2 separate regions of the Mus musculus genome follow, and region 2 is linked to region 1. The links are chromatin loops, found by intact Hi-C in ENCODE. Cell type or tissue: left cerebral cortex. All regions are shown on one strand. Each heading gives the region's core, and the rest is flanking DNA. Links, peaks and the distances in the headings are about the cores only. Region 1 holds the start of Mterf1b (mitochondrial transcription termination factor 1b). Region 2 holds the start of Mterf1a (mitochondrial transcription termination factor 1a).

What was found. A loop is a pair of places that touch in the nucleus more often than their neighbours do. Peaks named below come from ENCODE experiments on the same cell type or tissue, not always from the same donor. Only the 100,000 strongest peaks of a DNase experiment are listed, where the experiment ranks them.
Region 2: it touches region 1 in a loop (18-fold over the local background); 27 of 42 quality-filtered maps call a loop at or near these places.

The regions. Positions count from the first base shown.
Region 1 is chr5:4,185,926-4,201,323 of GRCm38, reverse strand. Mterf1b (mitochondrial transcription termination factor 1b) reads right to left here and starts at 8,957. Exons shown (of 2, transcript NM_001042670.1): 1 at 8,906-8,957; 2 at 3,673-4,988. The coding sequence starts at 4,963. The coding sequence ends at 3,818. In left cerebral cortex, for the core only: CTCF peaks have their summits at 6,971 (motif pointing left) and 9,161; no DNase peak of the experiment used is centred there; H3K4me3 peaks cover 604 bases.
Region 2 is chr5:3,884,276-3,899,673 of GRCm38, reverse strand. It overlaps Mterf1a (mitochondrial transcription termination factor 1a), which reads left to right and starts at 5,741. Exons shown (of 2, transcript NM_001013023.2): 1 at 5,741-5,799; 2 at 7,777-9,093. The coding sequence starts at 7,808. The coding sequence ends at 8,947. In left cerebral cortex, for the core only: a CTCF peak has its summit at 5,525; a DNase peak (open chromatin) is centred at 5,558; H3K4me3 peaks cover 753 bases.

The DNA of each region.
Region 1 (15,398 bases), core at 4,344-12,343:
CAGTTTGAATCATCAACCAGACTTGCGGGTATCTGCCTTTAGAAAGCTGTATGGCCAGTCTGCTGTGTACAGTTCTCCTACAGCTCATCAAGTTCTATACACGCGTAATCACAGGATGATTAGGACATCATTTTAATGTTTTATCAGTCTATTTTATCAGTGACCCATAATTTCCATAATTAATTTTTTTAACCAGGGGCTCACACACTAAACTGAACTTTAAATTAAGTGAAGTTTACCCCATGACACTCAATTGATAAGCTCAAACCATGGATGCTGTGCTCATGTGAAGTGTAGGAATCGCTCTTCCATCAAAACAGCAAGCACTTGGAAGAGGCTGAGCAGGTCTGCGAGATACATACAGTGTTCCAAGTGGCATGAGGTAGTCCTAAGTACATGAGTCACTTAGAGACATTCGAGTTAATATTCACATGGTAAGGTGACCCAGCAGGGAAGCAAAAAGAAGGGAATGTCTCCAACCAGGGGCTCATATTCTACTCATATAAAAAGAACCAAGAATGGGACCCCATTTCGTTTACTAATGAAGAAACACTGGTTCACCACAGGCCAACGTTCTCAGGAGAGCAGAAGGGGCAAAGTCGTCTATATACCTCCTGGACTAGGGAGGGCAAAGCAGGCCTGCATTGCTTGCTTGGTACAGTACAAGCTACTTGGTACATTCCAGCTACTGATCCTAGTGATGTGCTAAAAGCTCTTCATTATGAAAATGAAAACCGGTGGGTATTGTCCCTGCCGTCTGATCCTCAGCTTCTTCCACTGGGGGTCGCAACCCCACATGGGGGTCTCACATGGATACTGTGTGAATTTTTGAAACAAAAAAGTAATTCAAAATCAAATATGTAACAAATTCTGGCAGTGCTCACCCGCGTGACAACTGTGCTTCAGGGACTTGGTCCTGAAGGCACGCAGTGTTCACTTTGTGCTTCCGGTTCCATCATACAATGTCAATGACCACTGCTGGCCAGCAACGCCTCAGCTAGACGCTACTGTGTGGGAAGCCACATGTGCCGTTGCAGGGTAGCGCTGGCTACCGCTGGCTACCGCTGGTCACCACGGATACATAGGCAGTAGTTTTTTTGCCAAGGTGAAGTTTTGAGAACTAACCAAAATTAACCAATCAGATGAGAGAAAAGTTAACCAATCAGATGAGAGAGAAGTTAACCAATCAGATGGGGGCATGCAAATGAGGTGGTAAGCATAACCTAAGCACAACCAATCCAGGTGTGAGACACGCCTCTCCTAGGCCTATATAAGCAGCACCAGTTCTGGGCTTGAGGTTTTTTCGCCTCTGCAATCAAGCTCTCCCAATATGTGCAGAAGGATCCTGTTGCAGCATCGTTCTTGCTGGCCAGTCGGGCGCGCGCAAGACTACTGTATGTTATGAATTGCAGTGTTTCAATGTTCCTAAGGTTTTCTGCTCTCATGAAAGTATAATAGTTATGGCTTTTAGTATTTTCCGACTGTAACTCTTCAGCAAGCATCACACTAGAGGAGCTTTGGGGCTCTCTTTTCTTAGAATGTTTGAGTTTTAAAAATGCTGAGTTCCTGACTTGAATTTCAGTTTTTAAAACTCCTCAAATTAATTTTAGCTAAGAATGAGACAGAACTTCTAACAATTTCTGCAATGGCCTTAAACATACCTTAGTTGTTTTACACATCTACCTATAGTACTGACAATTAGAAAATCAATCTTAAAAGGCATCGACTATGCTCTGGGTTCTCCATCACCAAACAGCCAAGAGCTCATTGATTGTGTGAAGGTAATCAGTTCCATCCAGAGTATGTAAATTTGCTTTTAATCTTTAATAAATGGGAAATTTATATGTAAAGAATTCTTTCAAAATAAAGTTTTATGATTCATTATCAGCAAATGTTTTATTTATATGCTTAATTTATATACATATATAGGGTTATATAAACATTTCTCAAATACAGAAGGGTTTTTTGGTTTTTTTTCCAAGACAGGGTTTCTCTGTGTAGCCTTGGCTGTCCTGGAACTCACTCTGTAGACCAGGCTGGCCTCGAACTCAGAAATCCGCCTGCCCTTGTCTCCCAAGTGCTGGGATTAAAGGCCTGTGCCACCACTGCCTGGCGTAAAGAAGGGTTTTAAGTAGAAACAGACTCTGAAGCCCTGGCCTAACCTATGTCATGGTGTGACTTAAGTGCAGGTTGTTAAGGGTATGGAAAGGCAGAGGCTTAAGCAGTTTAGCAATATTGAGTGCTCCATTTAAAATAAAAAATAAACTCTGGGATATGAATACACATCTACCAATATTTGTTTTGATTGTACTCAAAGCCTATTATTTAAAAAGTTAATGTTGCTTGACAGTCACTATCCATTCGTCCCCCACCATGTCTCTAAAACCGCAAAGATTGCATGTTATACTTATGTCCGTTCTAGATAACCTTAGGCACTTAACACTATTGATGTTCCACCATCTCTGCTAGCCCAGGTACAATCTTCAGAGAACACAATGTTTTCTTGTGGTGCTACAGGGCAGAGGTTAGATACCTGTCTCCTGGGGCTAAGGGGAGAGTGCTGCTGTGCCCTTTCCACTGTGTATAGGCCACCTCCATCCTTCACCTGTGGCTCTTCCTTTACAAAAGCTGGAAATAGACAAGTCTCTCTTACATGGCACCCTCTCACCTCTTCTACTTCCTTCTTCCATTTTTAATGACCATATGATTGTAGGTAGTCCACCCAAATAATTCAGGATAATCTTTCTTAAGACTTTTAAAATAGGCATTTTTGAGACAGTCTCAAGACTGTAAATGAGGCTGCTTGAAATACTTCTGCCTCAGGCTTACAAGAACTGAGATTCTTAACCACATTTAAATTTAATACCTATGTGCCAATTACCAAATTCTAATGCTTCCCACAACTAACATACTAACATCTTTGGGCAGTCATTATTTTACCTTCTAGGTTACCCCTGTATAAAAGAAATCAGAATATACCAACCCAAGGTTAATTCTGTCAGGGGAGGATACTAGTTATTCAAATGTAAACTGTAAAATAATGGAAACTCACATTTTACTAGCATTACACTCTGAAATTGAACTACAATTGGCTAGCATATTGAAATAAGAGACAATCTTGGGGTTGAAAATGAGAAGAGACAGAACTAACACATATAACCATCAGCCTTCCTGTGCTGGGCATCCGACCCAGGCCTTCCACGTGCTCCCACCCAAATCTACTGCTAAAATGCAAACAGAAACTACAAGGCACATTCTGTAAAATCTTCCTATACTGTTCTACTGTAGAAATCAGGAGCTGCTGCTGCTGCTGCTACAGAGCAGCTAAAGCCTGCACCATCTAATGAACTGTTATGTTAACTTAAAATAAGAAGGGGTAGCTAGAACTATATGTGAGCACACTAACTGTGAGTTCTTATGTGCTATAAAACAAAGTACCCACAGAATCATTATACATGTGTCTGCTGTGAAAAGTCAAAACTCTTGGGCCAGCAAGAGGCTCAATGGATAAAAACACTTTGCTTCCAGGCCTCATGACTAAGTTGGTCCCTGGAACCCACTCAGCAGAAAGAGATCCAACTCCTAAAAGCTCTCCTCAACCTCCACATGTGCCTCGGCATGCACACACATAAGCACATGCACATACACATAAAATACATACAAAATAAATGTAATCTTAAATACTTTAAAATTTTTATTTAAAAAAATTTAATAAAAAAATAATTAAAAAACAAAAACAAAACTCTCCTGTTTGAAAAGTCCATACTGGAACCAGTGCCACACCTGTCCAATTGCCTGCGACTCCTCCTACACTGTCCTATCCACATAATCTCTTCAGTTTAGCTTCATATCTTCTCTGACTCCAGGACAGCAGAGCAATGCTGGATGTGCTCAAGTCATACCCAGCATGGGACAGCTCTCGGATGCGAGTTTTTAAAGTATTTATGCTGGAGTCTAAAATCCTCGGATTTTCAATTATTTGTGAAGCACTGATTTTTTCTTCTATAAGGCAGTCTATTTTATCATTAAACTTTTTTTCTGACAAGAAGACCATATTCAGATAGCTTAGGACAAACCTCTGTACCTCCTCCTCACTGCACCCAAGAGAAAGCAGCCTCTCTCTTATGTTTGTGTAATTTTTTTTGGTACAGTCATTGGAAAGGTCTAAGATTCTAGCTCCTGGGCCACATATCAGAAGCAGCAGGTCCTGTTTGTTCAAGTTGAAAGTTGATTGTAAAAATTCAATGTTAGTTTTTACACGCTTGGTGCTCTGAATTAAGATGGAAGGGTTTTTAGAAATTATCTTCCTGACAAAATCTCTGGGATCATTGTGACCTAAGGACATACCAGTCTCCTGCAAAAATTCAACCATTTGCTTATTCAAATTCAGACTGTTGGAGAAGGTTCTGGGAGCATTGGTCAACAGTCTGCAGAGGCATTTATGAGTCAATCCAACAGAGCAAAGGAACTTTATATTATTCTCTAAGTTTAGATTGTTATTAGATCGAAAAAAGGATTCAGGAGAACGCTCCAAAATATTTACAATTTCAAGGTCTGATGCCATAATCTTTCTCCACAGATCCCACCGTTTTGAAAGACTTTCAGGAGTGCGTGTTATAGCTCGTGGATATCTTGATATGATGCTACCAATCACTTTGTCACTAGCTCCCTTGGACAGAAGGAATATCTTCAGCTCCTGCTCATTCGTAACAGCCTTGTTAAAAACTCCAGGCTGTCGCCTCCTTGCCATGTCGATATCAACGCCCATGGTGACTAAGTTGCTCAGCAGGTCCTCCCTCTCCTCCTCCAAAGACTCCTTGTCCTTACTGTCGCATTCCACACTAAACGTCCTGAATGAAATCGACTTGAGGAAAACTTCTGCTGAATACTGAAGCATCCAGCCTCTTAAATCAAAGAGAAAGTTTCTTCTCACACACCAGATGTTTCTTGATGCCATAATCATCAGGTAGCCCAAAGTTTTTCAAATGCTGTGTAAAATAACATATAATGTTAACATACAATATTATGTGACTAACTAATGACAATATCCGGATCCTTTAAATGCAAGGGGCCTCTCCAGGAGAAAGCATCCCGCCCTCCAGCTCTCCTGGTTCTGCACTCACCTCCTGCCTCATGGCTTCTGTTGGGTCCCTATGGACTCAAGGCTCTTCCTCTTTGACTTACAGAGAAGCAGAACACCATGCTGCCCCAAGCTGCCCTGCCCTTGTATTGTTCTTTTAGTTCACTGTGCCTGCTTTGACTCTCCAGAATCATTTACTCCTCTCCACCTCTTCTCTTTTCTGTGGTTTCTGACATCTTTGGCTTGTTCCTAAGAAATTGCCCTTTAATTACAATTCAACTTTCAACTTGCCAGATGTCTGAACTGAACCTGCCACAGACACTAGATCTCTTTGCTTCTGGCTACCTCAAACTCTAAATGAAGCTCTAAAAAAAACACACTTCAGATTATCTAATTTGCATCTTTAATGTCTTTTTTAGACATATGATACCCTTTAAATGGATCATACACACACACACACACACACACACACACACACACACACACATCTGTAGACAAAAGATGCCAACATTAATCTCTATCTCAGTTTTCCAAACTGTTTTCTTGGTTGCAATGCCATAATTCTAAACTCATTTCCATCTTCATATTGATATAGTTGAGGGATGGACTGTAATTCAGAGGTAGGTCAGTGATACATTATATATCCTTAGCATGCATGAAGATTTGAGTTCAATTCCCCAATACCAGAAAGGAGGAGAGAGCAATTAATTTTCTAATTCAAAGTTGTTAGGTCTTAAACCTGGGACAAGAGTTTGCCAAGAACACTAGCTGAAGTATTCATTAAACATATCAAAGTTGACCTGGCTGCCAGGTTCTCCCATCATCCCTCAGTCCTTATCTGTTACAAGGTCCTCCTGGCTGGCATATCCCACCTCTACCCTGAACTCTCCAGTCAGAGGCTGGGCTGCCCATCCCCCTCCAGCCATTTCAGCAACGCCAGGCCTTTTGTTCCTTTTTGGCCTTTTTGTCTCTTGGCTGCTGCTCAAGGTTGCCCTCTCTTCCTGTCCTCTCCTCCCTCCTCACATGACCCAGCTCAGTCTGCCACTCATATCCACTCTAGATCCTTCTAGATGCCTCTGGCTGTTTTCTCCCTCATATATACAATCACCCTTCTGTTACAACAAATCCAGGAACAGCCATGTCCTCCTTTAATTTTTTTTTTCCAGTCAAGGGTGTGGGCCCCAGTAGATCCAACATTCTGATGATGGCCATATAACCAAATGAATACAGACAATACTAACTGAATTTAATGGCTTTAAAAAAAAGAGCTCTTGACTCTAGCTGCATATGTATCAAAAGATGGCCTAGTCGGCCATCACTGGAAAGAGAGGCCCATTGGACACGCAAACTTTATATGCCCCAGTACAGGGGAACGCCAGGGCCAAAAAGGGGGAGTGGGTGGGTAGGGGATTGGGGGTGGGTGGGTATGGGGGACTTTTGGTATAGCATTGGAAATGTAAATGAGCTAAATACCTAATAAAAAATGGGAAAAAAAAAGAGCAAGAACAAAAACTTCAATGGTTATGGAATGGGATGTGAATTTAGGAGGAGCTGGAGGAGTGGAGTGAATGTGATCAAAATACACTGTATTAAATTCTCAATTAATTAATAAAATATACATATAAAAAGAAAAAGAAAAGAAAAGAAAGAAAGAAAAGAAGAAGAAGAAAGAAAGAAAGAAAGGAAGGAAGGAAGGAAGGAAGGAAGGAAGGAAAAAAGAAAGAAAGAAAGAAAGAAAGAAAGAAAGAAAGAAAGAAAGAAAGAAAGGAAAAGAAAAGAAAAGAAAGAAGGAAAAGAAAAGAAAGAAGGAAAGAAAGAAGAAAGCAAGCTCTATCTAGCATGTACAATCCAACCTTTTCCCTTCCAGATGCTCATGGATGACCTCTGCTGGATAACTGGACAGAAGACTATCACATTACAGTCAGCCAAGTTTTATAAGAAGCGTTATAAATAAGCATGCAAAATTATCCAATAGACAGTATCAATTTTCAATTATACTTGTCTTATCCTGTGACAATTTCTATTTTACATACATTTTATAACAAATACAATATGAATAATAAATTTTTAAAAATCAGTCACTAAGGATACATATACTAAGTCTATCAGCTTGAAGATTACTACCAGACAGCTCATTCCTTTCAGATGATTAGCACCACGGTAAACGATAAACATGACACAGAATATTCAACAGAAATTCTAATACCAATAAAATAAGAAAAAGGTTTGCTAAGACTCCTAAGAAAAGGGTAAAAAAAACTATTAGTTTGTTAGACTTGTCACAAGTAGATTTTTGTTTCTCTTTATATAACTTATCCTCCAAATAAATATTTTCTAAATGTATCAACATATAAAGTTGAACTGAGCATCCATGCAGCACCCAAAGTAGCGCTCCTCTGATTAATGTCATTGTGGTAAGCACCCCCAGGAGGGTTTTACATTCTCTCTCTTCCTTACCAAATCAACTTCACTCAAAACAGCAACAAAGCAATCTTGTTCCTGCCTATTTTAGTCTCAGTGTCCTTGCTGTCTTTTCATTATTTTTAACTGACATAACAAATAATGGAATCTGTATCTATCTTCCCAAAGTCCCTCTTTTACTTTCATGTCACACACATGAGTGTGTGTGTGTGTATTCTCCATTAGAAGCATGTCCTATTGTTTTTCCTCATAATTCTCATATTCCCATCACCTTCTCAGTAGATGCTCTCTCCCCTCAGCACTTACTACTACTATCTTATCAAACTCAAAGCTCACATATGAGCGCACTCGCAGGCGGGAAAGCACGTGCACTTTTCTGAGTTAAATTGTCTTTTCTTTCAGAAAAGAAAAAGGGTCATTTTCATGAACCCAAGTTGTATTTGCAAGTCATTGTATAAACACAATGTCCTTTTAAAAACAGATTGTTGAGCTGAATTTGTAACCTCTGGCAAATTAACTATCCCAAGACAAATTTTAAAAAAAGCAAATATCGAATAATTGCCTTCAATCTTCCTCTAAAATAAACCATTTTCTTAAGCTTCGTTAAATTTCATGAATATCACCAACATCTTGGTGACTGTAACTACCGAGGTTCAAGATGGAAGATTTATGTCCCTGTCCCTTCCCGTCCCCTCCACCCCACCCCATCCCACAGCTGGAAAGCTAACAGGTGTTTAAAGAAAACTGCTAATCTTTGGGAATTCCACAATCCCGCTACTCTTTTGACACAGCATTTAAGTGTACAGGGTTGTTTTGTTTTGTTTTGAACAGAACTACATATCGATGTCGACTTTGTCATAAGAGACTTTAGATCTCTCCAGAAAAGGTAAAAACCGATGTTTCTACCACCACACCACTAATTTGGAAAAGAAAAAGGCAAAAATATCGCCAGTGTAGTAGAGAATAAAGAAGTCCAGGTCAAATCATTTTTGTGAGATGCACGACCTCTCGCAAACTAAACATTTCTCAGTCATAATAAAAAGAAAACGGCAACGCATGGGGGGAAGGTAGCGGAATCGCAAACGCACTTTAATACCAGAACCCCACGTTACACATACATTATTTCGTAATGCCCTATATATACAACAACCTAAGGGTGGGCACTGTCCCTAAAGTTACAAATTCCGAGCCAATGCCGAGCTCTTTGCTGTACGAAGTGTGGAGGGCTTGATGAGTCTAAACTCAGAACCGCCGTAATCCCACATCGAAGGCTCGCCTTCCCTCGGGCAGTTCTGCAATGGCCTTTAGCCATTCATCGCCCTGTCTAGCAGAGACTCGCAAGCCGCTCGCAAAGGCTCCAGCAGCTCCCCAGCCCCAGCCCGCACACTGCATCCGCGCTCCTACCAACGCTCCCGGTAGACACCTTTCACTTCCGCCTCTGGACGCCCGGGAGGGAGCGGAGTGCGGAAGTAACGGCTGACTTCCGGCCTCGGCCTGGCGCAGAGGTGACGTCACTAGCCCGGCGCGCTGTGCCTAAATCCTCGGCCGCCTGACCGCGGGAGCCCAGCAGGGGGCGGCTGAGACTGTGGCTGCGGGGACTCTGGGCTCTGGGCTGGTTCGAGACCACAGGGCGGCGCCAAGGCTTCCCTCTGGCTGGGGCTGAGATTCTGCCTGCACCAAAGAACAGGTTCGGTTTGATCTCTTTCTTTTAGGTTGCTTTATAGACCTTGGGGGTCTTTGTTTGTTTGGTAGGTTGGTTGGGTTTTTTTTCCCCCAAATTCTTCTGCATTTTTCTGTTTGGTTTGGTGTTTGTAAGAATAAAGATTTCTATTTGGGAATTTAAATTATTAATAATCAGTTTACTCAGAAAGTGAAACTACTGATCACAGCTTATTCCTTGCCTGGGATTACTCAGTAGCTATTTACGGTGCACGTGTGGCTTGCGGAAAGCAAGACAACCTCGGCCTTCTGGACCGTAACTCCCATGGTCTCGCTTCTGCCAGAATATTCTCTCCTCAGCATGCCCCATGGATTTTCATTTATGAACACCAGGAGATGGCTTTAGTCCTCTTGAAAGTGATATCAATGAGGAAAAGGTGCAGCTGAGATATTGGAGAGGTTGGGAAGACGAAGGGCAGGGAGGGAAAGATGAGGGGCAAAGAAGAGAAAAAGAGAACTAGGAGCAGTGTGGTAGACAATGTTTCCCAAGAGGCTGTTCTGGGGTTCTCATCTTCCTTGAGGGATGTTGTTGTTGTTGTTGTTGTTGTTGAGACAACTTTGTATCAAAGTTGTGCTGCTATGCAAATCTCTCTCCTTTGCCATTTCGTTTTGAAAGGATAGTGACATGTGATGATGCTTGTGATTTTAGATGACCTCACTTGGAAGGAGGAGAGTAGGGAAGTCTACATCAAGATAAACCCCTCCCTAAAATTAGACTTAAAACCCTCAGGACTTAGACTCAATGTGTAGATCAAATGCCATGTCTGTGCTATCTTCAGAATTGTCCCTGTCCTCTTTTAACCAAAGATTGATAATAATGATATAACTAGTAATATTGATTATTGTGCCTTTATGTCTGCCTCACTAGCTTTTCCTTGTTTGAGTCTCAACAAACTCAATTAGAGTGAGAAAGGAATTAGCCCTCCATTCCTCTAAGAGAACCCACGGGTAAAATACCACCATCCATAGATTCCAGGATTCAATAAACAAATGTCCTTTCTACATCCTTGTCAATTACACAAATCTACATCTTCCTGTAATTACACTCAGGGTCTGTAGAGGGATTTTAATGTAACAACATGGCTACTCTAGCTATAATACAGACATGCCTTAGCACATTCCTTTAATCCCTCTGGCTGGAATACAAAGATGCCCTTATTCTACACCATTAACCCAAGAGAATGAAGGTAAAGTTAGTTTGTAGAAGGAAGTACCCATGTTTGAAAGGGGTATCTAATTAACTGGGAAACAAAGTGATGAACCAGAGAAAGATTTGACAGAATAGTATATGCCTAGATCTCATGAGAATAGAGAGATGACTTAAAGGGGGAGGCAGTTTTACTGGGAGAGTTTTACAGAGACAGGTTGAAGAGGAAACAAGCTAGACACAAGTGAAGACTGAATGAGCCAGTGAATGAGAAGGAGCCAGAAGATCAGAACGGATTGCTAGAATTAGTTTGAGACCAAGCAGAGCAATTCAGTCAGAAGTGGAAAAAAGCCAGATTAAATCAGTCAGCTTAGAAAAGTGTTTGAGCCAGAACAGCAGCTTTAAATCAGCTTGCCAGAGTTCCGAAAGTGCCAGAAAGGGTGAGCTTATTCAGCAGGAAGTCTCAGAGGCTGAAAGCATTCTAGACCTAGATTAGATTGTACAGACAAAAGTTTGCAGGAGACAGCCCTTAGCAGATGGAGGCAGTAAGCCTCCAGAGGACAGTCATATCAGGTGAATACAGAAGTCATTGTCTTACATAGGGTTACTACTGTTGTGATGAGACACTGTAACCAAAGCAACCTGAGGAGGAAAGGGTTTATTTAGCCTATGCTTCCACATCACTGTTCATCACCAAGGAAGTTCAGACAGGAACTCAGACAGAACAGGAATTTGGAGGCAGGAGCTGATGCAGAGGTCATGGAGGAGTGCTGCTTACTGACTTGCTCCTCATAGCTTGCTCAACTTACTTTCTTTTTTCTTTCTTTTTTTCTTTTTTCTTTTTTCTTTTTTTTTTTTTTTTTTTTTTTCGAGACAGGGTTTCTCTGTGTAGCCCTGGCTGTCCTGGAACTCACTCTGTAGAGCAGGCTGGCCTTGAACTCAGAAATCTGCCTGCCTCTGCCTCTCGAGAGCTGGGATCAAAGGCGTGCGCCACCATGCCCGGCTTCAACTTACTTTCTTATAGGAACTAGGAACTCCAGCACAGGGATGGCATCATCCACAATGGATGGGCCTTCCTCCACCAATCACTTATTGAGAAAATGCTGGACTTGTCAACAGCCAGATATGATAGCAGCATTTGTCTCAGCCAAGACCTCCTCCTCTGTTAGGGCATAGGTAAAATATTAAGGCGTAGATGGAATATTAAGGCATAGATAAAATGTTAAGACACAGGTACCAGACTAGCCTCCCATCATAAGGAAACTTTCTCATATGTTTCTTCTGTTGCTAGGAAACTTTCCAATGCCAAGTTGATTACATATTTTGTTATATTCTGTGCCCTTGGAAACCAATCACAATAGAAGTCAGTAGAACTGTTGTGCATAGTTACCTACAACAAGCATGGACCCGAACCAACCCAACAGCACTTCCTGCACCTGTGTATAAGCTTTTATGATATAAGCTGTCCCTGGAATGGACCCCAATCTAAGAGAGACACCTGTACTGTAGTCTCCCCTCCCCCAGCCTGAAACCTGCTTGCTCAGGGGTGGAGCTTCCCGCTCAATCGTTCTGCCATGCCCACTGCTGGAACCTGCCGCTTTGCTGTTCGGAGCCACACACTGTTCACCCTGCTACTGGACCCCGAGACCAGTTGGCGGGAATCGGGTTCCCTCCCCCTTCCTTTATAACTGAATGTCGGAACTAGTAAAATTGAGCTTTGAACAGGATGAACTTGTCTTGGCTCCGTTTCTTCTTTCTCCCCGTCTAGTTTCTCCCTTAGCTGGAGTGGCCATCTCAGTCAAACCGTTCACGTTGCGAGCTGCTGGCCGGCTGCAACACTGTACCAATATAAAGAATCATTTGGATTAAGACTTTCATTTTAAGTAATGATCGAGTAAAGTTTAAGTTTCCAAGACCTCCCTTGGGAATTGACATCCTATTTGGTAGAAAGAAACAAGTACGTGGGTAACTGACATCCTGGTGGGCAAGTTCAGACATGAATATTAGACAAGGCAAGTCTCCTGCCACACTTGAGTACCCCAACCAAAGAGAACAGTATAAATGTACAAAGACATGGTCCTAAGGAAATCCCCTATCCCTAAATCCTGATCGGTGGAATAACTTGGCACAGATGTTTGTGGAATTTAGGCTTAAAAACTGTAGAATCTAACTCAGTGTCACATTTCAGTTCCCGAATCTAGATTGTGGCTCTGATGGATCAGGCCTGGAGCAGATGCTCAATAAACCATCCCAATCTGTCTGGGATTGGTGTTCATGGGTTTGTAAGGTGACCCCAGCGCTGATAACTACATTGTGTGAAGTTGACATAGAACTATCTAGTACAGTCACCAAGGGAACATAGGTCTCTACCAGGAAGGTTCTGTAGCCCTGCCTGTGGTTGCTTTGTTTGCATCTGAGAATTCTACATAGAGCTCTGGTTGATTAAAACAGTAAAGTTATCCAGTGAGTTTCAAGTTGTTAACATCCTGCAAACTAGCAAAAAGCTAGCTCAATTTCCTTCCCTTTATGCTGACCTCACAGTCTTAACGATCTTACTCCAGGCAACTTACTTTCTTTGAAGAGTGCCTAACCAGAATCTACAGAGACTCCTTGAGTCAGATTTCCTATTATAACAAAGGCCCATGGCAAAGAACAGGATACTGGCTTAGGAAATTTGCTGCTTGCAGTCCTGAAGGGATCCTGGATTCAGTGGGAATGAGGCTGACAACATAACAGGACAGAAGTGGCCAAGACAAATGGAATAATTCCTAGAAATCTTATACAGCCATGTGAGTCTAAATGCCTGTGAGATGTTTTTATCTTACAGAAACACTTTTAATCAATTACCATGGTGTAATATCAATCTTGGTAGAGAATTTATCTCATCAGAGAGTTGGAAAGCAAATACTAAGAAGGATGGCATCTTCCTTGCTCAAAAGTGTCTACATTATGTTTTTAAATTCTACCTGTAAAGACTTATTCCTCATTATTATAGCTTGGTAGTTTTAAGTTGAAATGATTTGAAAGAGGAAATATTGAGCTATTGGTGGCAAATTTTTCTAGAAAGAGCCAACCAGCTATCAGCTAATGCTTGCTGTCTCATCTGTATATTATTTTCTCCATTCCTGCTTCTTGTTTTAACCCTTTACTATTTTCTACCCCCTCGTGTGTGTGTGTGTGTGTGTGTGTGTGTGTGTGTGTGTTTATCAGCAACACTCTGACTCACACTGTTAAATTGACTAGCTCACATTTTCTTTTTTCTGAATGTTCCCCAGAACATCAGGATCCTCTGTTTTTGTCCCAGTTCAACTATGTTCTGTCCTTTCTCCACCTTGACATCTCTAACACTAGCAGGAGTCTCAACAGAAACTTCTTATCTAGCTCCCTCCATTGTTGGAGTAGTGGGAAATGCTTCACTATGGGGGACCCCATTTTCCCAATAAGCAGTTTACTATGCTGTTTTTCAGAGAAGGTATCTATAAGGAGCTTAAATAATTATTTCTCTATCATGAGCTAAAATGTAAGCAGAAAGTACAGTCATATTATCTGAAACCAGAGTCTCAGTGTAGACCCAAACTCTACTAATCTCTACAGCACTTAATATAATGCCTTCCCCACAGAGTGCCTCAGTGTTAAGTGGAGTAAAATGGAGCTGCAAGTTTTGAGAGTTCAGAAGTAAATTACATCTGAGAATTTCAAAGAGAAAACAACAAATCAATGATTGTCCAATTAAAGCAAGCTGTATTTCCGGTTGCACAAGGACTGGCCACCCGGCTGTCTCACCCTAAGAAGGGATTTGAGAGATTAGCCCCTGTCAGCCTCTTGAAGTCTCTTTTTTAGGGACATAGGTGTTCACATGGGTGAGAGAGTAGGCTGTTACACGTTATTAGAAAGATATAGTGAAAGGGAAGGAAGTTGGGTAAGGATTACATCATGGGAATGGGCTCACAAGCTTAGATCTTTAAATCAGATCTAAGAAACAGGAACTTATTCTTAATTACAAATGGAAAGTTTAACATTCAAGGGTGTAACACACGGGGAGCAGGAGTGTATTCTTAACTGTCTTAACTGAAAACAGAACTATTAACTTGCAAGGTGTATTGCTCCCATTTCACTTCCCCACTAACCTGCAAGGCATATTGTTCTGGTCTTGGTTTCCCATTGACTTCCAAGATATATTATTCTTGTTTTGGTTTCACAATCTTCAAGTCTAATATATCTAACACTTTGTTCCATTTTCATGCATAACCGTAGCTTTCTAGTTTTGAGTGAAGTATTGATTCTGAAACTCTGTTCATGTTTTATTTGACCATTAGTTGGCCATTCAATAATTTTGCACCAACTTTATGGTAAAAAGAAACAAGGATACATGAGAAATAGCTCCTGCTAGTTCATGCCAGCTTCGGGAAAATAATCAGAAACACAGGTTTTCTGTATTAAGGGCAGGGCAGGCTGCTGGGAAGTGTTTGCTGCACAGGTTTCACTGTGTATCTGAGTGAAGATCTCTTGCTCGGGTTAGTCTCTATGACCTATCATGGAGACCACAGAACTGCGGCTTCACTACAACACAACTCTCCCTGTCGGGAAGTACTTTCCCGTGATTAAGAGAACTGGGTATCTACATTACGGAGATCTTGGTTTGTTTATCTCTCAGGCATCTGTACACTTCTTGGAATGAGTGGATGCTGTGCTCTGCATACCTTGGTATCCTCTCCTCTGTGGTTGCCATGGTATGAGTCTGTTCTCCAGTTTCCATGTTTTTGGAGCTTAAGGCCCAGTGCAAGAGGTGGGATCTTTTCAAGGTGATAATGTCACACGAGCTAGAACTTGGTGAGTGAAGTAATGCCACAATCTGAAGAGTGGCTTTGTCATATGCAGGGAGTGGGTTTCCCATAAAAGGATGCCCCCCCTCTCTCTCCTTTTTCTTTTCTTCCTCTTTCCTTCTTGCCTTCTGCCATGGATGACACAGAAGGAAAGACCTGTCCAGACACCAGGACATGGATGGTGGACTTTCTCACTGTGCAGAACTTT
Region 2 (15,398 bases), core at 2,368-10,367, 300 kb after region 1:
ACATAAAATGTAATAACGGATGTTTAGGATAATGATTATCAATTAAACCAGAATAACTGCATCTAAGAATGGCCCATTCATCTATAGTAGCACACAATATTTGCGTTTGTGCGACAGTATAAGGGACAATTATGCTATCAGGCATTTTTCCAAAGTGAGTAATTGAAGTTTTTATCCCTTTGTGGGCCATATTTGCTACCATGGTGGGATAATGATCTATAGTCTTATTAGGGGATATATGTGGATGTATCCATACTAAAGGACCATTTTGCCATAACACAGCAGTTGGCAGATTGATGGTGCGTAATATGCATAGAAACAAAGGTTCTTGCTCATTTATACGAGTTAACTGTGCTGTTTGGATCACTTTTTCCACTTTCCTAAGAACATCAGAAGCCTCAGGTGTTAATTGTCTCAATGAGGTAATATGTGAGTCTCCTTCTAAAATTTGAAATAAAGGTTTTAATTCTGAAGTAGGGATCCTTAAAAAAGGTCTAATCCAATTTATATCTCCTTATAATTTTTGAAAATCATTTAGTGTCTTTAGATGATCTTTTCTAATACTAATCTTTTGTGGGGTGACACATCGTAAAGTAATAGTGGCTCCTAGAAAAATGACTAACATTAGACTGCTGTACCTTTTCTGGTGCAATACTCAAACCATTATTTTTTAAAGTTTCATTAAGCAAGCCATAAGCTTGCTGTATACTTTCCTCTTCAGGTCCACAAATTACAATGTTGTCCATATAGTGACAAAATTTTAAGGAGGGGAAACCATCCCTAACCAGTTGCAAAGCTTTTCCTACATAAAACTGACATATGGTAGGGCTATTTGCCATTCCTTGGGGTAATACCCGCCATTGGTACCTTTTATCAGGTTCCATATGATTAATAAAAGGCAAGGTGAATGCAAATCTAGGTTTATCTTTCTTATTTAATGGAATTGAAAAGAAACAATCCTTAATATCTACTACTATAATTCTCCAATCCTTAGGTAGAGTTGAGAGTAGGGGGAGTCCTTTTTGTACAGGACCCATAACTTGCATTTGTGCATTAATGGCTCTTAGGTCATGTAACAATCTCCATTTACCTGACTTTTCCTTTACAACAAAAATGGGGGTATTCCAGGGTGATTGAGTGGGTTCCACATGCCCCAGGTCTAATTGTTCTTGTACTAATTCTTTAGCTGCTTTTAACTTCTCAGAGGGTAAAGGCCACTGAGGCACCCACACCGCGTCCTCCGTACGCCATGGAATGGGCAAAGGCTCTTCAGTGGCCCCTAGAAAAAACCCAGCCCTTTCTTTTCTGCCTTTACTGTGGCTTTAACTGGTGAAATTCTACCTTGTAAATTTTTTCCAAGACCTAGTCGAGGTATATATCCCATTCCTTTCATCATTTCCTTGATTTTTTGAGAATAGTCACTAGTTAGTATAAAGTTCATAGCTGACAACACATCTCTTCCCCATAAGTTTACAGGTAAAGGGAGTACATAAGGTTGAAAAAGCCCTGTCCTTCCTTCTTTATCTTTCCATTGTAAGGATTTTGCACTTATAGTTGGGGTAGCCTCATATCCTAATCCTTGTAAGCTATGTGACGATTGATTAACAGGCCAAGAAGCAGGCCACCACTTACTAGATATAATGCTTTTATCTGCTCCTGTATCCATTATACCTTGAAAGGGTTTTCCTTCTATTTGTAAAGATATGTACTTTATTTTCAAACATACTCTTTCTACCCTTTGTACACTGCTTTTGCATATTACCTGTTTTCTTATGTTGTTTAGAATAACTCCAACCTTGGGTTTCCAATTTTAAGCTAACTTTCTGTTACAAGCAAAAGGCTGCCTGCCCCTTTAAAAGCTCCATTTGCAATTGGCCCTGAGCAGGGCTTTTTCAGCTGTACTTGTCTCCCAGCCACCGTGCAGCTAACTTGTCAATTTTTGCTGTGCAGACTGTGACTACTTTTTATATTTTTCAACATGAAACACAGAACAACAATCAATCATCCAAGCAAAAACAAACATGAGTTGACAGACATATAGACAATTTGGTGCACCAAAAACAGACAATAGAACACAGATATCCTATCCGAAGCTAAAAATATCTCCATAGGATCCAGAGAGGAAGCAGGACGTCTCCCATTTTCCGTCTGTCCCTAGGAGGGCTCTGAAATAGCTTATTTTCATTTTTTCTCCTTCTTCTAGGAATTCTGCACAGTGGCTGCTTCTAATAGTTACTCCTCTTTCCCTGAGAGCTATCTTTAAGCCTTTGATGAAGGCTGCCTCTTTAGTCAAAGTCCTCGAGAGGAGGGTAAATTGACTTAATTTTTTGTTCTTCATTTTTTATATTACCCTTTATATCTTTATATTATCCTTTGTATCTTTATATTATCCTTTGTATCTTTATATTATCCTTTGTATCTTTATATTTTATATTATCCTTTGTACCTTTATATTTTAGCTTCCTTTCTTTTTCTCTTTTTATATTTCTTAAGTTACTTATTTTTCTGCGCGCATCTTCTTTTTTCTTTCTCTCTGTTTCTGATATGCCTTCCTGGTACTCCTACAAAGTCACTGCCCTTCCTTAACAGCTGGTCCCACACAAACCCAGCAACAATTACCAGACCTACTGCGTAAGAAAGCATATCTCTCAGAGACTTACCTTAATTTCTTTATACTTACCGGTACAACCGTTCCTCAGCTGAAGAGTTCTGAATCCACGCAGTTGAATCCTTCTCAGCAGTTTGTTTTGCAGGAACACTTCATTACCACCGTTCCCCAGCTGAAGAGTTCTGAATCCACGCCAGATCCTTCTCAGCAGTCTGTTTTATGGGAACCTTTATTAACCACTCCTTCCCCACGATGCAGTTCTGAATCCTCCCTGTAGCAGGGGGTCTTCGCTCATGCCTGAAGATGTTTCTTGTCCCAGGTTTTCGGCACCACTTCTTGCGGACTCGACCAGCCAGAACGACACTGCAACAGGATCCTTCTGCACACGTTTATTGGGAGAGCTTGATTGTAGAGGCGAAAAGACCCCGAGCCCAGAACTGGTGCTGCTTATATAGGCCTAGGAGAGGCGTGTCTCACACCCGGATTGGTTATGCACTATGCCTCATTTGCATGTTCCTCATCTGATTGGCTACTCTCTCTCTGTACCTCACAGAGCCTCATTATCATACCTCATTTGCATGTCTCACATCTGATTGGTTATACTCTCAAAGCCTCATTATCATGCCCGGGCCAGGCAGTGTCTTTGCAAAAAACTTTACTGCATATGTATACATTGGTTGTTTGTCCAAACTTATGCGTGGTGGCCAGCAGTAGTCAGTGCCACTCTGCAATGGCACATGTGGCTTCCCACAAAGGCCAAAAAGTGGGAGTGGGTGGGTAGGGGAGTGGGGGTGGGTGGGTATGGGAGGCTTTTGGGATAGCATTGGAAATGTAAATGAGGAAAATACCTAATAAAAATTTTAAAAAAGAAAGCAAGTTGAGCGAGCTATGAGGAACAAGCCAGTAAGCAGCACTCCTCCATGACTCTGCATCAGTTACTGGTTCCAGGTTCCTGTTCTGTCTGAGTTCCTGTCTGAACTTCCTTGGTGATGAACAGTGGTGATGAAGCATAGGCTAAATAAACCCTTTCCTCCCCAGGTTGCTTTGGTTACAGTGTCTCATCACAACAGTAGTAACCCTATGTAAGACAATGACTTCTGTAAAAGTATCTTTATTCACTGATGTAACTGTTCTCTGGAGGCTTACTGCCTCCATCTGCTAAGGGCCTTCTCCTGCAAACTTCTAGCCTCAGAATAGTCTAATCTAGGCTAGGATGTGTTCAGCCTCTGAGACTTATTGATGAATGAGTTCACTCTTTCTAATTCTTTTGGGACTCTGGCTGGCTGACTCAACTTAGCTGTTCTGGCTCAAACTCCCCTTCAAGCTGATTGATTTAATCTGCCTTTTCTCACTTCTGACTGAATGACTCTGCTTGGCCTCAAACTAATTTTAGCAATCTGTTCTAATCTTCTGGCTCCTTCTCATTGTCATTTTACCTATATCTAGTTCTTTTCTCTCTTCAACCTATCTCTATAAAACTCTCCTGGTAAAACTTCCTCCTCCCTCCCTCCATCCTTCCCTCCACATCTCTTCTCTCTCCTGAGAATTGATCATATCCTTATTCTGTCAAATGTTTCTCTGATTCATCATGTTATCTGCCATTCAATAGATATCACATTCAAACATGAGTGCTTCCTTCTACAAACTAACTTTACTTTCATTCTTTGGGATTAATGGTCTATAATAAGGGCATGTTTGTATTCCAGCTAGAGGGATTAACAGTATGTGCTAAGGGCATGCCTGTATTCTGGCTAGAGTAGACATGTTGTTAAATTAAAATCCTTCTACACACCTTGAGTGTAATTACAGGAAGATGTAAGATTTGTATAATTGAAAAAGAGGTAGCAAGAACATTTGTTTATTGAATCCTGGTGCCAATTGATGGTGGTATTTTATGTGTGGGTTCTCTTAGAGGAATGGAGGGCTAATTTCTTCTCACTCTAATTAGGTTTGTTGAGACTTAGACATTAGTGGTAAAGTAAGGGTCTGTGAACTTCTCAAGGAAAATCTAGTGAGGCAGACAGAAAGGGCACAATAATCAATATTACTAATTATATCATTATTATTAGTCTTTGGTTGTAAGAGGCCAGGGGCAATTCTGAAGATAGCATAGACATGGCATTTGAACTACACATTGAGTCTAATTCCCAAGGATTTTAAGTCTAATTTTAGGGAGGGGTTCATCTTGACTTCCCTACTCTCCTCCTTCCAAGTGAAGTCATTTAAAGTCTCAAGCATCATTACATGTCACCATCCTTTCAAAAAACAAATGGTGTTTGCATAGCAACACAACTTTCATACAAAGTTGTCTTGAAAGAAAGAAAGAAAGAAAGACCCTTAAGGAAGATGAGAACCCCAAATCAGCCTCTTGAGAAACATCATCTACCACACTGCTCTTAGTTCTCTTTACCTCTTCTTTGCCCCTCATCTTTCTCTCCCTGCCCTTGGTCTTCCCAACCTCTCCAATATCTCAGCTGCACCTTTTCCTCATTGATATCACTTTCAAGAGGACTAAAGCCATCTCCTGGTGTTCATAAATGAAAATCCATGGGGCAGGCTGAGGAGAGAATATTCAGGCAGAAGCGAGACCATGGGAGTTACGGTCCAGAAGGCAGAGGTTGTCTTGCTTTCCGCAATACTGGTGAAGGTAAGCCACACGTGCACCATAAATAGCTACTGAGTAATCCCAGGCAAGGAATAAGCTGTGATCAGTAGTTTCACTTTCTGGGTAAACTGATTATTAATAATTTAAATTCCCAAATAGAAATCTTTATTCTTACAAACACCAAACCAAACAGAAAAATGCAAAAGAATTTGGGGGAAATAAAAACCAACCAACCTACCAAACAAACAAACAAAAACCCCCAAGGTCTATAAAGCAACCTAAAAGAAAGAGATCAAACTGAACCTGTTCTTTGGTACAGGCAGAATCTCAGCCCCAGCCAGAGGGAAGCCTTGGCGCCGCCCTGTGGTCTCGAACCAGCCCAGAGCCCAGAGTCCCCGCAGCCACAGTCTCAGCCGCCCCCTGCTGGGCTCCCGCGGTCAGGCGGCCGAGGATTTAGGCACAGCGCGCCGGGCTAGTGACGTCACCTCTGCGCCAGGCCGAGGCCGGAAGTCAGCCGTTACTTCCGCACTCCGCTCCCTCCCGGGCGTCCAGAGGCGGAAGTGAAAGGTGTCTACCGGGAGCGTTGGTAGGAGCGCGGATGCAGTGTGCGGGCTGGGGCTGGGGAGCTGCTGGAGCCTTTGCGAGCGGCTTGCGAGTCTCTGCTAGACAGGGCGATGAATGGCTAAAGGCCATTGCAGAACTGCCCGAGGGAAGGCGAGCCTTCGATGTGGGATTACGGCGGTTCTGAGTTTAGACTCATCAAGCCCTCCACACTTCGTACAGCAAAGAGCTCGGCATTGGCTCGGAATTTGTAACTTTAGGGACAGTGCCCACCCTTAGGTTGTTGTATATATAGGGCATTACGAAATAATGTATGTGTAACGTGGGGTTCTGGTATTAAAGTGCGTTTGCGATTCCGCTACCTTCCCCCCATGCGTTGCCGTTTTCTTTTTATTATGACTGAGAAATGTTTAGTTTGCGAGAGGTTGTGCATCTCACAAAAATGATTTGAAGGTGTCTAGCCTGGATCTCTTTATTCTCTACTACATTGGTTGTATTTTTGCCTTTTTCTTTTTCGGATTGGCGGTGTGGTGGTAGAAACATCTGGCCCTTACCTTTTCTGGAAATATCCAAAGTCTCTCATCTTAACGACAAATCCGATGCTGAAGTGTAGTTCTAAAACAAACAAACAAACAAACAAACAAACCAACAAACACTCTCCACTTAAATGCTGCTTCAAAAAATTAGCTGATTGTGGTACCCCAATGCGAATGATTATCAGTTTTCTTTAAAAGCCTGTGAGCTTTCCAACTGTGGGACAGAATAGGACGTATATCTTCCTCCTTGGACCTCACTCATTACAATCATGGAGATTTTTGTGATATTTGCTAAATTTAACATTCCTTTTAGAATGTTGTTTATTTTTAGAGTAAGACTGGAGTCAATTCAATATCTACCTTTGTTTTTTAAATTGCATTATGCTGTATAGTTTCCCGGCTGAACAATCTGTTTTTAAATGAAGAGTGTGTTTATACAAGGCCTTGCAATACAACTAGGATTCAAGAAAATGACCCTTTCTGAAAGAAAAGGCAGTTTAACAATATGTGAGACTTTAAAAAGGTGTGTGTGAGTACAGGCACGTGCACTTGCTGGTGAGTCTGATATAAATGTAGTTAGTACTGGTAGGAGGAAGGGGTGACCAAGAAGGTGATGGGAATATGAGAATAATGAAGACAAACAATAGGACATGCTTCTAATGGAGAATTTAGGTTTATATAAAAGTTATATATGTATATGCATGTGTATGTGACAGGAAAGCAAGGTCAGCTTTGATATGTTTAATGAACCCTTCAGCTAGTGTTCTTGGCAAACTCTTGTCCCAGGTTTAAAACCTAACAACTTTGAACTAGAAAATTAATTCCTCCTTCTTCTTTCTGGGGTTGGGGAATTGAACTCAAGTCCTCATGCGTGCTATGGACGTATGCTGTACCACTGACCTACCTCTGATTTACACCACATTCCCTCAACTATATCATTTTGAAGATGGAAAAGAGTGTAGAATTATTGCATTGTAACCAAGCAAACAATTTGGTAAACTGAGGTAGAGATTGATGTTGATAGGTGTTGTCCAGAGATTTGTGTAAGCATATACATATATATGCTTATATATAATATATAATGTTTATATATAACATATGTTATATAATAGGTAATGTATAAGTTATAGTATGTAATAAACATATAATTTATAACATATAGTTATATATATGTATATATATATATATACATGTGTAATCAATGTGATCCACTTAAAGGATATTATAAATTCAAAAAAGACATTAAAGATGGAAAGTAGACAATCTGAAGTGTGTTTTTTTTTCAGAGCTACATTTAGAGCTTTAGATTAAGGTAGCCAGAAGCAAAGAAATTAGTGTCTGTGGGCAGGAGAGCTGGAGGGCGGGATGCTTTCTCCTGGAAGGCCCCTTGCATTTAAAGGATCTGGATATTGTCATTAGTTAGTCACATAATATTGTATGTTAACATTATATGTTATTTTACACAGCATTTGAAAAACTTTGGGCTACCTGATGATTATGGCATCAAGAAACATCTGGTGTGTGAGAAGAAACTTTCTCTTTGATTTAAGAGACTGGATGCTTCAATATTCAGCAGAAGTTTTCCTCAAGTCGATTTCATTCAGGCCGTTTAGTGCGGAATGCGACAGTAAGGACAAGGAGTCTTTGGAGGAGGAGAGGGAGGACCTGCTGAGCAACTTAGTCACCATGGGCGTTGATATCGACATGGCAAGGAGGCGACAGCCTGGAGTTTTTAACAAGGCTGTTACGAATGAGCAGGAGCTGAAGTTATTCCTTCTGTCCAAGGGAGCTAGTGACAAAGTGATTGGTAGCATCATATCAAGATATCCACGAGCTATAACACGCACTCCTGAAAGTCTTTCAAAACGGTGGGATCTGTGGAGAAAGATTATGGCATCAGACCTTGAAATTGTAAATATTTTGGAGCGTTCTCCTGAATCCTTTTTTCGATCTAATAACAATCTAAACTTAGAGAATAATATAAAGTTCCTTTGCTCTGTTGGATTGACTCATAAATGCCTCTGCAGACTGTTGACCAATGCTCCCAGAACCTTCTCCAACAGTCTGAATTTGAATAAGCAAATGGTTGAATTTTTGCAGGAGACTGGTATGTCCTTAGGTCACAATGATCCCAGAGATTTTGTCAGGAAGATAATTTCTAAAAACCCTTCCATCTTAATTCAGAGCACCAAACGTGTGAAAACTAACATTGAATTTTTACAATCAACTTTCAACTTGAACAAACGGGACCTGCTGCTTCTGATATGTGGCCCAGGAGCTAGAATCTTAGACCTTTCCAATGACTGTACCAAAAAAAATTACACAAACATAAGAGAGAGGCTGCTTTCTCTTGGATGCAGCGAGGAGGAGGTACAGAGGTTTGTCCTAAGCTATCTGAATATGGTCTTCTTGTCAGAGAAAAAGTTTAATGATAAAATAGACTGCCTTATAGAAGAAAAAATCAGTGCTTCACAAATAATTGAAAATCCGAGGATTTTAGACTCCAGCATAAATACTTTAAAAACTCGCATCCGAGAGCTGTCCCATGCTGGGTATGACTTGAGCACATCCAGCATTGCTCTGCTGTCCTGGAGTCAGAGAAGATATGAAGCTAAACTGAAGAGATTATGTGGATAGGACAGTGCAGGAGGAGTCGCAGGCAATCGGACAGGTGTGGCACTGGTTCCAGTTTGGACTTTTAAAACAGGAGAGGTTTGTTTTTGTTTTTTAATTATTTTTTTATTTAAATTTTTTAAATAAAAATTTTAAAATATTTAAGATTACATTTATTTTGTATGTATTTTATGTGTATGTGCATGTGCTTATGTGTGTGCATGCTGAGGCACATGTGGAGGTTGAGGAGAGCTTTTAGGAGTTGGATCTCTTTCTGCTGAGTGGGTTCCAGGACCAACTTAGTCATGAGGCCTGGAAGCAAAGTGTTTTTATCCATTGAGCCTCTTGCTGGCCCAAGAGTTTTGACTTTTCACCGCAGACACATGTATAATGATTCTGTGGGTACTTTGTTTTATAGCACATAAGAACTCCACAGTTAGTGTGCTCACATATAGTCCTAGCTACCCCTTCTTATTTTAAGTTAACATAACAGTCCATTAGATGGTGCAGGCTTTAGCTGCTCTGTAGGAGCAGCAGCAGTTCCTGATTTCTACAGTAGAACAGTGTACGAAGATTTTACAGAATGTGCCTTGTAGTTTCTGTTTGCATTTTAGTAGTAGATTTGGGTGGGAGTGCGGCTTCCTCAGCACGTGGAAGGCCTGGGTCGGATGCCCAGCACAGGAAGGCTGATGGTTATATGTGTTAGTTCTGTCTCTTCTCATTTTCAACCCCAAGATTGTCTCTTATTTCAATATGCTAGTCAATTGTAGTTCAATTTCAGAGTGTAATGCCAGTAAAAATAGTAAAATGTGAGTTTCCATTGTTTTACATTTTACATTTGAATATCTAATATCCTCCCTGACAGAATTAAGCTTGAGTGGATATAAAATTAATGCAAACAAGTCAGTCCTCTATTCAAAGTATAAATGAGCTAAGAAAGAAATTAGGGAAACAAAATTAATTATAAAAATTATGGATCAATTATGTCCTAATCATCCTGTGATTACATGTGTATAGAACTTGATGAGCTGTAGGAGAACTGTAGACAGCAGACTGGCCATACAGCTTTCTAAAGGCAGATACCGGCAAGTCTGGTTGATGATTCAAACAGAAGGAACATTCCATAGATATGAAGAGGTTTTTAGTAGGTTGTTTTACCTATAGGATCTGTTAGCCTCAAGCTGGAGGAAAAGAAATTAATATTCTTATGTACAACTTTATTTTTTTAGTTTAATAGCTGCTTGTTGCTTTTTAACAAAATTATTTCTTTGATTAGTTAATTAACTAATATATATGAGTGCATTATCTTCATATACACTTGCATGCCTCAAGAGGGCATCAGATCACATTATAGATGGTCATGAGCCACTGTGTGGTTACTGAGAATTGAGTTCTGGACCTCTGGAAGAACAGCCAGGGCTCTTAACTGCTGAGCCATCTCTCCCACCCTGAAATACTATGTGCTCATTGGACAGTTCTGAAATGATATAATTTAGAATGTTTTCTTACATTTTTTTACCTCAACTCTTAAAAGACCTGATTGTTATGCCATCTTAATGCCTCAAAATACATACCATTGTCTTCCAGATATGACAATGAAGCAATACCCATAAAACCTCAATAATATGGCTGTCTAAACAAGACCCAAACAATTGCAAAGCTCCTTAATGTGCCAGCATGGATGGGGGAGAGATCATATGGGACCCCACCCCTAGAGGAAGAGCTACAGGGAGTTACTGACTATTGAGAGAGAGATGGTTATTCAGTGCCAAGAGGTCAACTCTAAAAACATACATGCAAGGAACACTACACAGACTCAGTATGCTGTAGTAGTGAATTACTCACATATGTATGTAACAATAATAGTTAAAGAAAAGGAGGCCATGAATTTGAGAGGGAGTGAGCATGGGAGGAGCTAGACAGAGGAGAGAATGGGAGATAATGTCAGGACATTTTGATTAAATAAAAAAAATTAAAAGATATATAGCACTGTCTTTGTACTTACTTAGGTACAATTTCTGGATTGTCCACCCTTGTTTAGCCTGGACATTAAAACTCTATGGCACTTATTGTGTGCCTGTTTACAAAACTCAACATGGACAGTTGTATTTCTGGAATTATTGCAATTAATCCAACCCTGTATTAACCTTTTCCTCCTTTGAAGATGTTCTATTAAAAAAATAACAACAATAAGGATTCCAGTTGTAACATATGAAGTGAGGGGATCAAATTTTGTTGTGAAAATAAATGTTATTTTTAAAGTAGGTCCATTATATGGCAATTTTGATCTCTATATTATTCTGAAGACATAGAAAGTAGCAATCCGTGTGCTTTTGGGCTAAGCCATACCATTTCTGACAGTGACTTTGATGACTTACATATATAGCTATGAGTGATTAGTAAACAACCCTACACAGGAGGATTGGATGTGAGGGAAAATGACCAAGTTGGAGCTGAGAGTGAAGCATCTGCCTTGCAAAGCACCCCATGCTCAAACATGACCTATATAGTCGGAGTTAGCGCAGTTGAATTGAGCCGTGTCTCCATGCTCTGTCTACTCCATGCTCTCATTGAGCTGAACGTTGGTTTACACTCTCCCTGACAAGTGAAGGTTTGTCAGTGGACTGGAATAGACCAGTCACTCACTAGAAGGCTCCATCCCCTCACGCTCTGTGCTCTGTAAGCTGGAATTAGCAGCTCCTCAGGTAAATGTGGCCATGTGCTCCCGGGCTCCTTTATGTTCTTCCTAGAGTCACCCAGCAAGGGATGACTTAGTGATGGCTTGATCACCTAGGACCTTTAAAATCCATCCCTTGACACATACCCCTGCTTGCCTTACCCAGTCTGATACAGATGCCCTCTGAGTTATAGTTGAATTATTCCCCAAACAATGATGTAGTAAGTTGAAAATGCAATTAATCCACCCTAGTGAACCAATGGCTGACTAGGATCTGGGGCTTGCTGCTGTTGCGAGCATCCCGTAGCACAGATTGTCAGCCTAGGAAAAGATCAAGATTCAGACTTCAGGGCCTGGTTGCTGCTGAATGTGTATCAGTTTTGTACCATAAGCTTGAAAATTGCAACTCACACCATTGTACCTTGGGGGTCATTTGTACTTATGGAATCACCATACTCTGAGTTAGCACCATAGCTGAAGTTGTTAGGAGCCTAGAAGAGTTCAGAGGTAGCTTTGATAGCTTTTTATTTGTAAAAGTCACCACATGACTACAGAAATTGAGAAATACAGAAAAATAAACACATGAAAGTATTCATAGTCTCAGTGTCCTGCACAAAACACTTGTTAACATGAAGACATACAGTTCTCTAGCTCTTCTCTGAAATTATGTTACATGGAGAAAACACATACAATTTTCTGGCCAAATTTATTTGAAAATGTGGTGAACACATTTGTTAAGTATCAATTCTGCACCATGGTGTTGAACTGTGTTCTTAGGAATTGTGTTTTAAGAGTTGTTTTATTGCAAGGAACCCACAAATAAAGACCTCACACAGCTAGAGTACTGTAGCCACTGGAAACCAACACTCGCTCATCCCCAACTCTGTGCACTCAGTGACGTTCTCTAGTGTTCTGTGGTCCTTCTGAAGCTGTGGGGCCTTACTTAGGACTTCATACTTTCATTTTCAGTTGCATCTTATGTACTTATCTACCATCAAAAGAAGAAAGTCCACGGTAGTTGAAACTAGAAAAACAGTTAACTTTAAGTCCTCTTGTATGACTTCATCTGCCTTCCATTCTTCCGGATCATCTGACATCTCTTTCCTGTTTCCTCTCTAAATGTTACAATATACGCACACACACATTTGTTTACACATAGATCTGTATACATCCATTTTCCTACAAACTGTGTGATTTCGTTTTCTTTCACGTTGAATAAATTTTGACTTTATGTATGTATCACAAGCTTATCACTATCCATTAATCTGTTGATGAACAACTAGAATTTTATTTGTCCATTCTCTTTAAAACAAGAGGACCCCTTACTCACTGCTGATAGGAATGAAAAGTTAAGAAAGCTATCATGGAAATCAGGTTGGAGATTCCTCAAGAAATTAAAAATAGAACTAACAGGCTTCAGTCACATATATGCCTGGCACATACCCGGAAGACTTCATGCCCTAGCAGAGACACATACACCCCAATGCCATTGCTGCCTTAGTCACTATAGCAAGGAAATGGAACCCAATTGATAAATGTTTTAAATTTAGTTTTAGAAACATGTGATGATCGTTTATCTACACCACACACTACTATCATCTGCTTTTAGGTAAATTGGAAACTTGAGAACACTGAGCCACAGTGGTTGGGGGTTAGACCTGGCCTCCCAGGAAGCCTAGCCTGGGCTCAGGAAGTCAGCACACACAGTGCAGTTATTCTCTAGGCTTGTCTAGGAATCCCATCTTGTTTCTGCTCATCTTGATGGAAGGAGGGAGACTGCTCAGGAGCAAGGAAGGAACCAGTGAGAGTGGGAAAGGAGAGAGGGTAGTGGGGGATGAATATGGTCACGGTGCATTGTGAACCTGTACAAAACTGACAGACGTGAAAAATACACAAGAGAAGGAAAAATCAATACATTATCAATACACTATCAGTGCAGTGGTGCTGGACATTGGTAATCCTCATGCTTATTACAAACACTTTACCCACTGAGCCACTTCCATACATAAAAGTATGTAGGACTTCTAAAATGTGTTTTCTAGGTATCATCTGTCAAGAATGGTGAAAGGGCTGAGATTTGTAGCATAATAAAGTAGCCTGCCAAAGATGTTGGCAGGAAATATGAGGACCCTGGGTCAGAAACTGAGAACTGTTCATTATTCACACTGGTAATTATAGTTGGAGAATTAGGAATTGTATTAGTTCCCTGAATCCAATGTCCTCCAGGGCAATGTGAAGAGGGCCAGGTAACGTTTGTTCATATAGTGTAGTTCATTGCTTGGAGAACCCCTAAGCCTAGGGAAACCTGTACCTTTCGTAATGGCCAGTTAGCTTGCTTGTGCTCTGACACTCCAGAGGGAGATACTACATCTTCTTAGGCTGTTCACTGAGCCCTGGGAACATAAAGGAGCAAATGATATTAATGTTTTATCTTGTAAGGTGTGCACAGATTTAAGGTATCCTATCCATAGGGAATAATTTTGACAATGGTGGTTCCACACTGACTTGGTATGTTTCTCTGTTGGGGACTTTAACTAGTACAAACAGGTCTAAAATCCATTCGTTCCATCTCATACAAATCCATCCATCTCAACAGAAACCAAAGAGGGAGAATGAAGCAGTCTAGTTTTGTTCTCATCCATGGACTGAACTCACCAGACAAGCCCCATACATCATTATTAGCTCTACCTTCAACATCAAATAGCTTTCTTCTTTGATTTCTGTATTGTGGAAGTTCCCATTATCACACAACAGTAATTATTAACTCATAATAAGGTTAACAGTTTATTTCTGTTTAAAATATTTTTCATTGTGTGTATACATTTTCATCCAAGTATGAGAAGATCAAGTTAGCAAGAGCCAGGCTAATTCCATGACAGGCTGCAAAGTGGCAGTCTGAGAGACTAGGCCTAAGACTCTGTTTCCCAGAAATGAGAACCTGGATCCAGGAACCTGTGGTCAGCCAACTATAGCCTTAGCCAGCTAATCTGAAGACAGCTTGTCTTATGGCCTGAAGTAAGAATAGGTATCTAGAATGAATAAGAAACCCCCTGGAATTCCCCTAACTGGCAGTAAAAGCTGGGTCAGCAAGTTCACCAGAGCTCTCCCAAATGGGGAGACCCTTGCATGCAGGAAATACAGCTCATGCATGCTATTTCAGACCTTGTTCTTCAGCAATTCTTGGACCCTAACAGTATGTATTGTACGTGCAGATTTCTCCCTCGCTCCCCTTTCTCATCACTCCCCTCCTGTTAGTTCACTTTACTCTCCAGACAGTTTTGCTTCTAGTTTCATGTCATCTATACACATATGATTTTATTTTTCTGTATAAAATCTCTGAGCTACAAATTGGAGACTGGTTCAATGCACCTAATATGATCACCTCCAGCTGTATCCATTGTCTTGAAAGTGACATGAACTTTGTATGCTTTATGGCTGAAAAATGTTGATTGTGTGCGGATAAAGCATCCACTTTACTCACGTCTCTGCTGTTGGGCACATAGGTTGGTCCATGTCTGTCTCTGCTGATGGACACATAGGTTGATCCATAATCCTTGGGTATTGAGATTGGTGCTGACTGCAGCATCACTGTGCAAGTATCTCTGTAAGATGTGGATTTAGAGAATTTTAGGTAACCACCTAGGAATGGTAATACCTAGGTCATGTGGTAGATTTTTTAATGTTTTGGGGAAATTCCCTGCCAGTCCCACAATGGTCGCCCTGGTTTACACTTCCACCTGAAGTAGAGGAGGTCCCTTGTGTCCATCTCCTTACCAGCCTTCAGTGTCACTTTAATTT